2 separate regions of the Homo sapiens genome follow, and region 2 is linked to region 1. Evidence: chromatin contacts called from ENCODE Hi-C or POLR2A ChIA-PET data. All regions are on one chromosome and are shown on one strand. Each heading gives the region's core, a stretch centred on a gene start or an enhancer-like site at or near the end of the contact. The rest is flanking DNA. Distances are from core to core; before and after follow the strand shown.

The links. A loop is a pair of places that touch in the nucleus more often than their neighbours do. ChIA-PET counts read pairs that join two places held with the same protein, here RNA polymerase II (POLR2A). Pooled maps may share reads with other maps.
Region 2: a loop to region 1 is called in a pooled map, with 3 times the contacts of the local background. The contact joins two enhancer-like sites. A Hi-C loop is called at or near these places in 4 of 50 pooled maps. POLR2A ChIA-PET finds 5 or more read pairs at or near these places in 2 of 52 experiments (BJ and activated T-cell).

The regions. Positions count from the first base shown.
Region 1 is chr3:177,123,866-177,128,718 of GRCh38, reverse strand. All of the region lies in intron 1 of TBL1XR1 (TBL1X/Y related 1), which reads left to right. It also overlaps the pseudogene RNU6-681P. Among named protein-coding and RNA genes, the nearest start is that of TBL1XR1, 71 kb to the left of the region's middle. Within about 2 kb of position 2,475, at least 2 of the 41 ENCODE cell types and tissues checked have a DNase peak (open chromatin) inside an H3K27ac peak, as active enhancers do.
Region 2 is chr3:177,425,323-177,430,175 of GRCh38, reverse strand. No RefSeq gene overlaps it. Among named protein-coding and RNA genes, the nearest start is that of LINC00578, 14 kb to the left of the region's middle. Within about 2 kb of position 2,460, at least 5 of the 41 ENCODE cell types and tissues checked have a DNase peak (open chromatin) inside an H3K27ac peak, as active enhancers do.

The DNA.
Region 1 (4,853 bases), core at 1,226-3,725:
AAAGATATTTGCTCTGTGTCATAAGTGGCCAAGTTTGGTGGCTCAGGCTGGGCACGGTGGCTCACGCCTGTAATCCCAGCACTTTCGGAGGACGACGGGGGCAGATTGCTTGAGCTCAGGAGTTCTCAATCAGCCTGGGCAACATGGCAAAACCCCATCTCTACTAAAAATACAAAAATTAACCAGGCGTGGTGGGATGCATCTGTTGTCCTAGCTACTTGGGGGACTGAGGTGAGATGATCGCGTGAGCTTGAGAGATCCAGGCTGCAGGGAGCTGTGTTTGTGCCACTGCACTCCAGCCTGGATGACAGAGAAAGACCCTGTCTCCAAAAAAGCAGAAAAGATGCTTGCTCTCTGTGTCATAAGTTATATGAGAACAAAAGTTGCTATTCAAAGTTCTCAATAAGCCATTTACCAAGAAATAAAACAGTTCACATCGGTTCTAATGTTTTAAATTACAGTGTACTAAAAGAATGATTTTTTTTTTGTCTTTTTTTCCTGAGACGGAGTCTTGTTCTGTCACCCAGGCTGAAGTGCAGTGGTGTGATCTTGGCTTACTGCAGCCTCCACCTCCTGGGTCTAGGTGATTCTCCTGCCTCAGCCTCCCGAGTAGCCAGGACTATAGGTGTGCACCACCACGCCCAACTAATTTTTGCATTTTAGTAGAGATGGGGGTTTCACCATGTTGGCCAGGCTGGTCTCGAACTCCTGACCTCAAGTGATCTGCTTGCTTCGGACTCCCAAAGTGCTGGGATTACAGGCGTGAGCCACTGCGCCCGGCCCGTTTTACAATGTTTTGATTATACGTTGATAACTGATAGTAAATGTTTTTAATATCTTGACCAAGTTTTTAAAGTAATGGAACAATTCACACTGATTAAGATCACCTTGTTCAGTTTCAAATCTTGGTGATTTTTACATTCCCACACTACCATCCAAAATGTGAACTGCCGGTATATGTTTAAACAAAAAACCTCCCAAACTCCTTAAAGTGACTCAATAGTGTTTCAGACAGTGAATTCTTCCTTGTCTCTTCTAACTTTCAGGTCCATTGAAGATTAAATAGAACTGCATGTTTGATACCCTTTTCTTGTACTTAGGACTTGATCTGCAGCTGTTATAGATCTCAGGTCTTCCCTAAATTGCCAGATGTTGATACTAGTAGTCTAATGAGCTGTGTGAAGAATAGTATACAAGATAGCAAGTAACAACAATGATTGCAATCCAAAGTGTTTCTTGAGCACCTGCTATACCAGATACTGTGTTTTTAGGTTTTGGAGATAAATAACATTAGGTCCCCTGTGTTCTTTTTTTCTTCACACTCTATAAAGGGCAGACAGATGAAAGGATAGTAGAAGGAGTTATATCGTAGAAGAATTTTTAATGATACTGAGAATTACAGATAATTTTAAACACTTTTAAGATGTTGCAATTCTGTGCTGTTTTATATGATGTTAGAGATACCATAAAAGAAATGACTCAAGGGACTTGGGAACTAGATATACAAGTTGAGCTTCTGTATGTAGGTCAGGTGGCAGTATGTTGAGATACATAGAATAACACAAAGGGTTTTTTAATGTAATAATACATTATGGAAAGAATTATACTTGGGCAGCAGGTTCCACATTGATTATAATCTGTGGCAGATTACTCTTTAAAACAATCAAACTTTTGTATTGTTGAACGCATTTTATGAGAAGAGAACTGTAGGTTAGTTCACCAACTGAATGTTGTTTTTGCTGAAACTGGGTTTTGCTAAAACTGCCATTCTAATGCTCTTATTCCTTAAGCCTAAACTTAGATGGTTAAATATTACAACCGTACATTATGTACAGTCACTTGAAAAGGATTTGATTTGGGCATTTCTCTGTAAAAGCTTGACTTGTGCCCTTTTTTTTTTTTTGGCTGAAAATGGGGGATGAAATCAAGGATATATTGATTTTAATTATTTGCTAAAGACATATTTATTGAATATTTATGGAGAGCCAGTGCCAAGAATTCTGAGGGATATGAAAATGCTTGTTAGTAGGCTACCATGGAACTTAGTTTAGTAGGTGAGAAAGTCTTGAATGTGAATAGCTGAACAAGTAATACAAGTTGGCAGTATTTTATGGGTGTTACAAGTGATGACTTAGGTTCAAAGGAATAAGCAGTTATTTCTAGCTGGAGGAATCAGAAGGCTTCATGGATGTAGGACTTGAAAGGCATCTTATGGACATATTAGTAGAAGATGTACTAATTGGAGCAAACAACACTGGGAAAGTCCTGATGATTTAAAGCTTCTCTGATGTATCTTAATTTTATTACATAACCGATGTTTAACAAATGATTGGATTATTAATATTACCATTTTTTGGTCTTAAAAAGAATATTGTTGTGTTAGATGATTCAGCATAGTATTGTAGTTCTCAAAGTGTGATCCTTGGCAGCATCAACATCTCCTGCTAACTTGTTGGAAATGCAGATTCTTGGCTGAATCCCATATCTAGCCGTTGAGTCAGAAAGTGGTGTGGGATTCAGCACCCTGTGCTTTAACAGGTCTTATTTTGACAGAGCCACTTCTACTTAATGACTACCTTTTTAAAAATGCGGTAACTGATGCTCACTTTGGCAGCACATATGTTAAAATTGGAATGATACAAAGATTAGCATGTCCCCTGCACAAGGATGACACACAGTTTTACAAAGTGTTTCATATTTTTTATTACGCACTGCATGCCTGTATCAAAATGTCTTGTGTACTTCATAAATATATACACCTACTGTGTACTCCAAAAAATTAAAAACAAAAGAAATGTGGTATCTGTATCAACTGTATTGGCTAATAATGATTAATAGCCCATTCCATAATTTGATTAAAAGTCATTCCTTAGCTTACTATTTGAAATATAAAATCTTTGTCAGTTTGGAGGGTAATTTTTTTACTTGGAAATTTGAAAACTTGGAAATTGAATAAATAAATGAGCTATTTTAATTGTCTTAGTGAATCATAAAGAAAATTGCCAGCACTTCTCCATGGCACGTCAAGTATACTGGCTGTTTTATTGCCTCCTAGAATTTAAAAATGAGTTATTGTAGTCGTTGGTTATATATATATTCATATATGAAACATGTCCTGATGTATATTTTTCATTCTTGTGAAATAAAAAAGACACTTGTCAGTTTTATACTAAATGTTTTTTAAAATCCTGTTAATTCATTATTTCTAATTAAATGCTAATAATTGAGGAACGGCCAGACTGTTTTCCAAAGGACTGCAGCATTTTGCATTTCCACCAGCAGTGAATGAGGGTTTCAGTTTCTCATCTTTCTCATATCCTTGTCAACCCTTATCACTGTTTTTTTGTTGATTGCCATCCTAATGGCACCTCATTGTGATTTTGTTCTGCATTTCTCCTGATAGCTGGTGATGTTGAGCGTATTTTCATATGCTTATTGGCCGTTTGTATTTTACTCTTTGGGGTATCTGTTCAGATTTCAAAATTGGCTTGTCTTTTATTGAGTTGTAGTATTTCATATATTCTGGATGCAAATGTTATGATTCATATCTGTGATATGATTTACACAACTTTTGTCCTGTTCTGTGGGTTTTCACTTTCTTGATGTTGTCTTTTGAAATGAAAATGTTTTACATTTCTATGATCTCAGTTTATTGTTTTTTTCTTTTGTTTCTTGTACTCTTGGTGGCATATCTATGAAACCATTGCCTAATCCAAGGTCATAAAGATTGACCTGTATGTTTTCTTCTAAGTGTTTCAGAGTTTTAGCTCTTAGTTCTATAACCCAGTTTGTGATAATTTTTTATATGGTGTGAAGTAGGGTTCTAAATTCATTTCTTTTGCATTTAGCTGTTCAGTTGTCGTAACACCATTTGTCAGCCTCAGTTACAGTGACAGATTTTTATGAATTTTTATCTAGACTTTCTAGATCTTACTAGCAGTTGAGATTTTGAGTTTTACTATTCTCATTGCATTGTCAATTAAGAGAATAAACTTATTAAGTATTGAAGAAAAAGATGCCGTGAGTTAAGCACTGTGTTCCCTTTTAGGAGTCTTTAAGGAGAAACTGGAATAGGTTTTTGAAATTGATAGGTCACACATTTTTTAAATGAGAATGAGAGAATGGGAGAAAGGCCTTCCAGTAGCTGAAGATTTTCATTTAAAGCTGAGGAGTTTGTTTATTTAGCCCTATAGCACGTAAGAAATAGTTAATAGTTAGACATATTTGAATCATAGAGAAGAATGATTTTTCAAATAATTACTAATAGAACTGTCTAATAACTTGGTAAAGTAGTGCCAATTATTGGAGGAGCTCAAGTGAGGTTGAATGATGGGTCATTAAAAGTACAGAAATGATTTCTGCATTGAAAACAAAGGTTGTTGACAGAGTTCTGGGATTTCTAGTTAGTCATGTGACTATGCTAGGATTTCCATTTTCTTTCACATTTGTGAAGGTTTTCTGCTTGGGATCCATCCTTCCCCAGACTTCTGTCAAGTTATTGGAAGGAAAGTGAGGGAAAACAGGAGGTATTGTCTTGCAGGATTAAATGATAGAAATACTCCAGTTTTTGATTAGCTAATGTTATTATGCCTTACCCTGAAAATTGGTCTCATCGCTTGATCTAGTTCTTTCTGGCTTCTTTAGTTCTTTGTTCTTTAAGTAACAGTGAAGAGTGAGAATGAGAGACACTAGCAACAGTGACTGTTGAGATGAGAACTAAACATTAAAGTATCCTCTAACATCAAATTTGTGCATTGTTGTGGTTTGTAGATTGTGAATTGAAGAAAGCTGCATGAATTGTAGGAAAATGTAAATCGTGATAGTGTAAATGGAATTTCTTTGTCATCCTTTCA
Region 2 (4,853 bases), core at 1,211-3,710, 300 kb before region 1:
AAAATTAATTAGTATTCTTAAATAAGTTATTAAATATCTATGAACCACATAGTGGTACTCAACACATATTTGTCTAATGAATGAATGATCAAATACGGCTCAGTTTTTTTCATCTTGTCACTAGATGACTTACTCTAACCTTCTATGACCTATGTGTCCCTCCTTATAAACTACAGCAACAGTTCCCACACACAAGTCAGCCTACAAGCATCAGCCCGTGATGAAATTTTTAACAGTTTGCATGGAGTGAGAGGAAGTAAATAAGGACAATATAGTTGATTTGTCATAAGGCTAAATCTATTTAATTTAGAGAACTATTCTGTAGTCTGTATGTCCTTTGCATTTCTTTGGAAATACTTTTTTTGTTGTTTTATGAAATGATAAAAAAAGATAGTAATTGTGAAGGGCTTAAGATATTTTACTTGGCAAAATATAAAATCCACAACCTATGTCAGTCCCTGATTTTTTCTAATTCTATTACTCCAAGAGCTCTCAAGGTCTGGGAACTACTGACTTAGAGAATGTGCATTACTTTAGGTACAAGAAAAAAGGAGATTTCTCTTTTCCCCACCCCCAGATTTGTATCCCCTAGAATTGAGACAGACTGTCTATTGTCTATTAGCTCCTCTGCATTGAGCTTCAAACTTTTCCATCCCCCACCCTTGTCCTCCTAAATGCAAAGAGGTAGCCAGATAACCACTTTCATTCTACATACTCACCATGTATTATTGGGTGAAATAATTTCCCAAATGCAATTTTATTGACTGTCTCTCTTGCAGTTCCTTCTAGAAAACTGCCATGTAACCAGTTTTAGGATGGACATATAAGCAAAAGCCAGCCAATTTGCTTTCTAAACACTGACCAGTAAGATCCTCTTTCTTCAAATCTGAGCAAACAGGACATAAAGATAGGCTGTAGTGGGTACTGAGCCCAAAGGCTATGATGCAAAGCTGGGGCCTATAGTGTCCTGCAAGACGGGCAAGCAGGGAGAGTAGGTCAAGAAAGGCACCAGAGAGAACTTAAAGAAACAAACTCCACAGAGACAGTGAAAATAGCCTCATTTCTGATTTCTAGTTCCCAGTTCCAGTTGGATTCTTTGAGTTTACTTAACCCCATCCTCCACCAACTGCCTTTCTGAACTTGAGCTAGTGGATTTCTATTCCTTGTCATTTAAAAAAAAAATGTCCTTTGGGAGGCCCAGGCAGGCAGATCACAAGGTCAGGAGATCGAGACCATCCTGGCTAACACGGTGAAACCTCATCTCTACTAAAAATACAAAACATTAGCCAGGCGTCGTGGGAGGCGCCTGTAGTCCCAGCTACTCAGGAGGCTGAGGCAGGAGAATGGCATGAACCCGGGAGGCAGAGTTTGCAGTGAGCGAGATCACACCACTGCACTCCAGCCTGGGCGACAAAAAAAAAATTGTCTCAGCCAGGCATGGTGGCCCATGCCTGTAATCCCAGTACTTTGGGAGGCCGAGGCAGGCAGATCACCTGACGTCAGGAGTTCAAGACCAGCCTGGCCAACATAGTGAAACCCCGTCTCTACTAAAAATACAAAAATTAGCTGGGCGTGGTGGGCAGGCGCCTGTAGTCCCAGCTACTCAAGAGGCTGAGGCAGGAGAATCGCTTGAACCCAGGAGGCAAAGGTTGCAGTGAGCCGAGATCGCACCACTGCACTCCAGCCTGAGCGACAGAGTGAGACTCCGTAAAAAAAAAAATTGTCTCAAATTGAAAACATGGACTAACATTCGTGTATTTGAAGAAAAAGAGATTTAACACTGTTTTTTATCTAAGATTGTTTTTACTAGACAATTTCTCTTATTTCTGCAATACCAAAAATATGCAACCATCAATCAGATTTCTTTCTTATATTCCCTTTAAACATTGTGAAAAAATGTTTTTCAGGCATAAGGAAAAGCCCAGCTCTCAGCCCGTCTCTTCATCCTGCCCCTGCCCATCCCCACCGTCACCATAGTGTAGGTTTGATCTTGTGTCCATCCCCAGCCCAGCCCCCTGCACAGATTGCATAATCTGCTTGCTAAGGCATAGCTCAGAACTTCAGAGTCCCAAAGAGAGCACATCAGTGACCCCACTGGGTAGAAGCCCCTGTCATTGTCATTTTCCCATTGAGATACAATCCAGAGAAGTGAAGGGATGATTTAATATCCCACAGGGAACAAGCAAGGGAAATCGCATTTTATTTAACCTTCAACCAGCCTAAAAGGTAAAATATTATCCTAAAAGGTAAAATGTACAAACACACTCAACCTCACAAGGCTTGCCTATGCTTTACCAAAGATCACACATCCAGTAAGGGCTGAGGCCTGACTTTGAGTGAAACTTATTAAACTCTAAAGTCTATACTCATTTAATAATACATCCTTCTGCCTCCAAGTTTTTCGTGGTCAAACCACATTTAAACCCAGATCACATGACTCCTGATGACTAAACAAGGGTTCTCTCCAGTCATTATTCTGGTGTTCTCCAGGAACAGCTCAAAGAAAAAGGTGTGGAGATGTAGCATTGGGTAGAAGATGAAAAGGAAGGCAGCTGAGAGCCACCTTGTTACTTCAGCCCTCTCTCCTCTTTTTCTTTAACATTTCATCAAACAAGGGCATGATTTATAAGCCATCTCCAGGTTGTGGCCCTGAGTCACTGTCCCTACCCAGTCCAACCCTGGGGGAGGCAGTCTCTAAGATACCCACCAATGACCCCCACCTGCAGGATTCATACCCTCGTGTTATACGCTCCCTCGCTGTACCAGGGTTGGTCTGGATAACCAACCCCATATAACAGCACTTCTGACAGTGGGTTAGTAAAAGTGTGCAACTTCCGACTTGGGTATTCTTTCTTTCTGTTTCTGTCTTGAATCACTCACTCTGGGGAAAGCCAGCTGTCATATCATGAAGACGCTTAGGCCACTTCAGAGAGGCACACACGGTGAGTGAGGAACTAAAGTCTCCAGCCAACAGCAAGCAAGGAACTAAAACCTGTCAGCAACCATGTGAGTGAGTTAGAAAACGATCATTCCCCAGCTGAGTGTTCATGTGAGACTGCAGCCCTGTCAAACAGCTTCACTGCAACCTCATGGAGACCTTAAGCCAGAACAACCCAGCTAAAATACTCCCAGGCCCCTGAGCCACAGAAAAAGATATCTGTGGCCTTAAGCTGCTAAGTTTGGATGTATTTTGTTACATAAAAATGGACAACAAATTCAAGTCCTGGGAAGTTCCTCCAAATACTAAACATTTCTCCTGCCTAGGCTTTCTCAGGTTATTCCTGTTGAAGTAAGTAGAGTTATTTTCCTTTGTCTCCATAAACAAATCATTGGTGTTAATCCACTGACTCCCCTCCCTGACTGGGGAATAAGCTCTGTAGCTGCTTCACAAATATTTCATTTGAAATATGCATATGGTTCTAGATGATAAAATCTTCAGAAAGCCACTACTGTCTGCTTCCTTTGCTTTGTCATTTTTATAGTCCCTTTAGTTTTCTGAATCTTTCCCTCACAATAAGTCGGTCAATAGAAACCACAGAATTTTAAGGAAGAGTTTGACTCCGCTCCTGGGCAGAATATTTAAATCATAGGTTGTTGTTTGTTTTCAGGTCAACCAGTACAATTATGCAACATAAATTCTTTTAAAGCATCTGGGACTTCAGTTCAATTTAAGATCCTGTGGGTTTTATTACCAGAATGAATGATTATAAAATACATGCATGCAAATGAAGAGATAAAAAAATTAAAGGGCATATGAAATTTAATGGATGCTACTTGTAATTCCATGCCAAATTGTTGCAAAAGACAGTGGCTAGGCCACCATGTGAAAATGTGGTTTATGGTATTTATAACTTGAGAATGCGATTTTAATAGTCTATTGCCATGGATATATATTATAAAACAGAGTAGAGAATTAAGTTTCTGGTATTAACATGTGGGGGAGGGGGAAGTTTTTACCTAAGTCTGTCATTGGTTTTATTGCCAAAATAGCTTGTTTTGACTAAGGTGATTCACTCCAACAGCACACCACAGTAAAAACTTTGTGAAAAATGGAGATTCTTTATTTTTGAGTGTTTTTATTCTAAGAGCTCATTTGGGACTAATCTAATTCAGTCAATATTTATTAACTGCCAAAAATGTGAAAGCTAATACATTCGAGGATCTGGGGGCTGGGAGTGGAGGGAGTTAAAATTGAAGCTAACAATCTCTACTCTTGAGAGAATCCCAATCTAGGGAAAGCGGTGGGCAGATGTGTGTGTAAAGAATCTGAACGTGGGTTGAGTAAATTATTGGAGGAGTCAAATAACAGGCTCCCACCTCTGGATTGCTCTCCTCTAATCCAGCATCCACACGGCTGCCGAGTTTTACCCAAAAGAAAGAATCCAAGTGTGTTGTCTTTCTCCATAAAGTTCTCCATTGCTTATAAAATACAGTCCAGACTCCTTAGCACCAGCTCTTCAACATTTGGCCTAAAACTACTTTTTCCTATTCAGATAACACTCTAAAGATGAATGCTTAAAGAAAAAGTTTGTTGGGAGGCCGAGGCGGATGGATCACCTGAGGTTGGGAGTTGGAGACCAGCCTGACCAACATGGAGAAACCCTGTCTCTACTAAAAATACAAAATTAGACAGGCGTGGTGGTGCATGCCTGTAATCCCAGCTACTCGGGAGGCTGAGGCAGGAGAACTGCTTGAACCCGGGAGGTGGAGGTTGCGGTGAGCCAAGATCGTGCCATTGCACTCCAGCCTGGGCAACAAGACCGAAACTCTGTCTCAAAAAAAAAAAGAAAGAAAAAACTTGACTCAACTTGAAAAGACTAAGGATTCCAGTACAGTTCTTCAAATAATATATG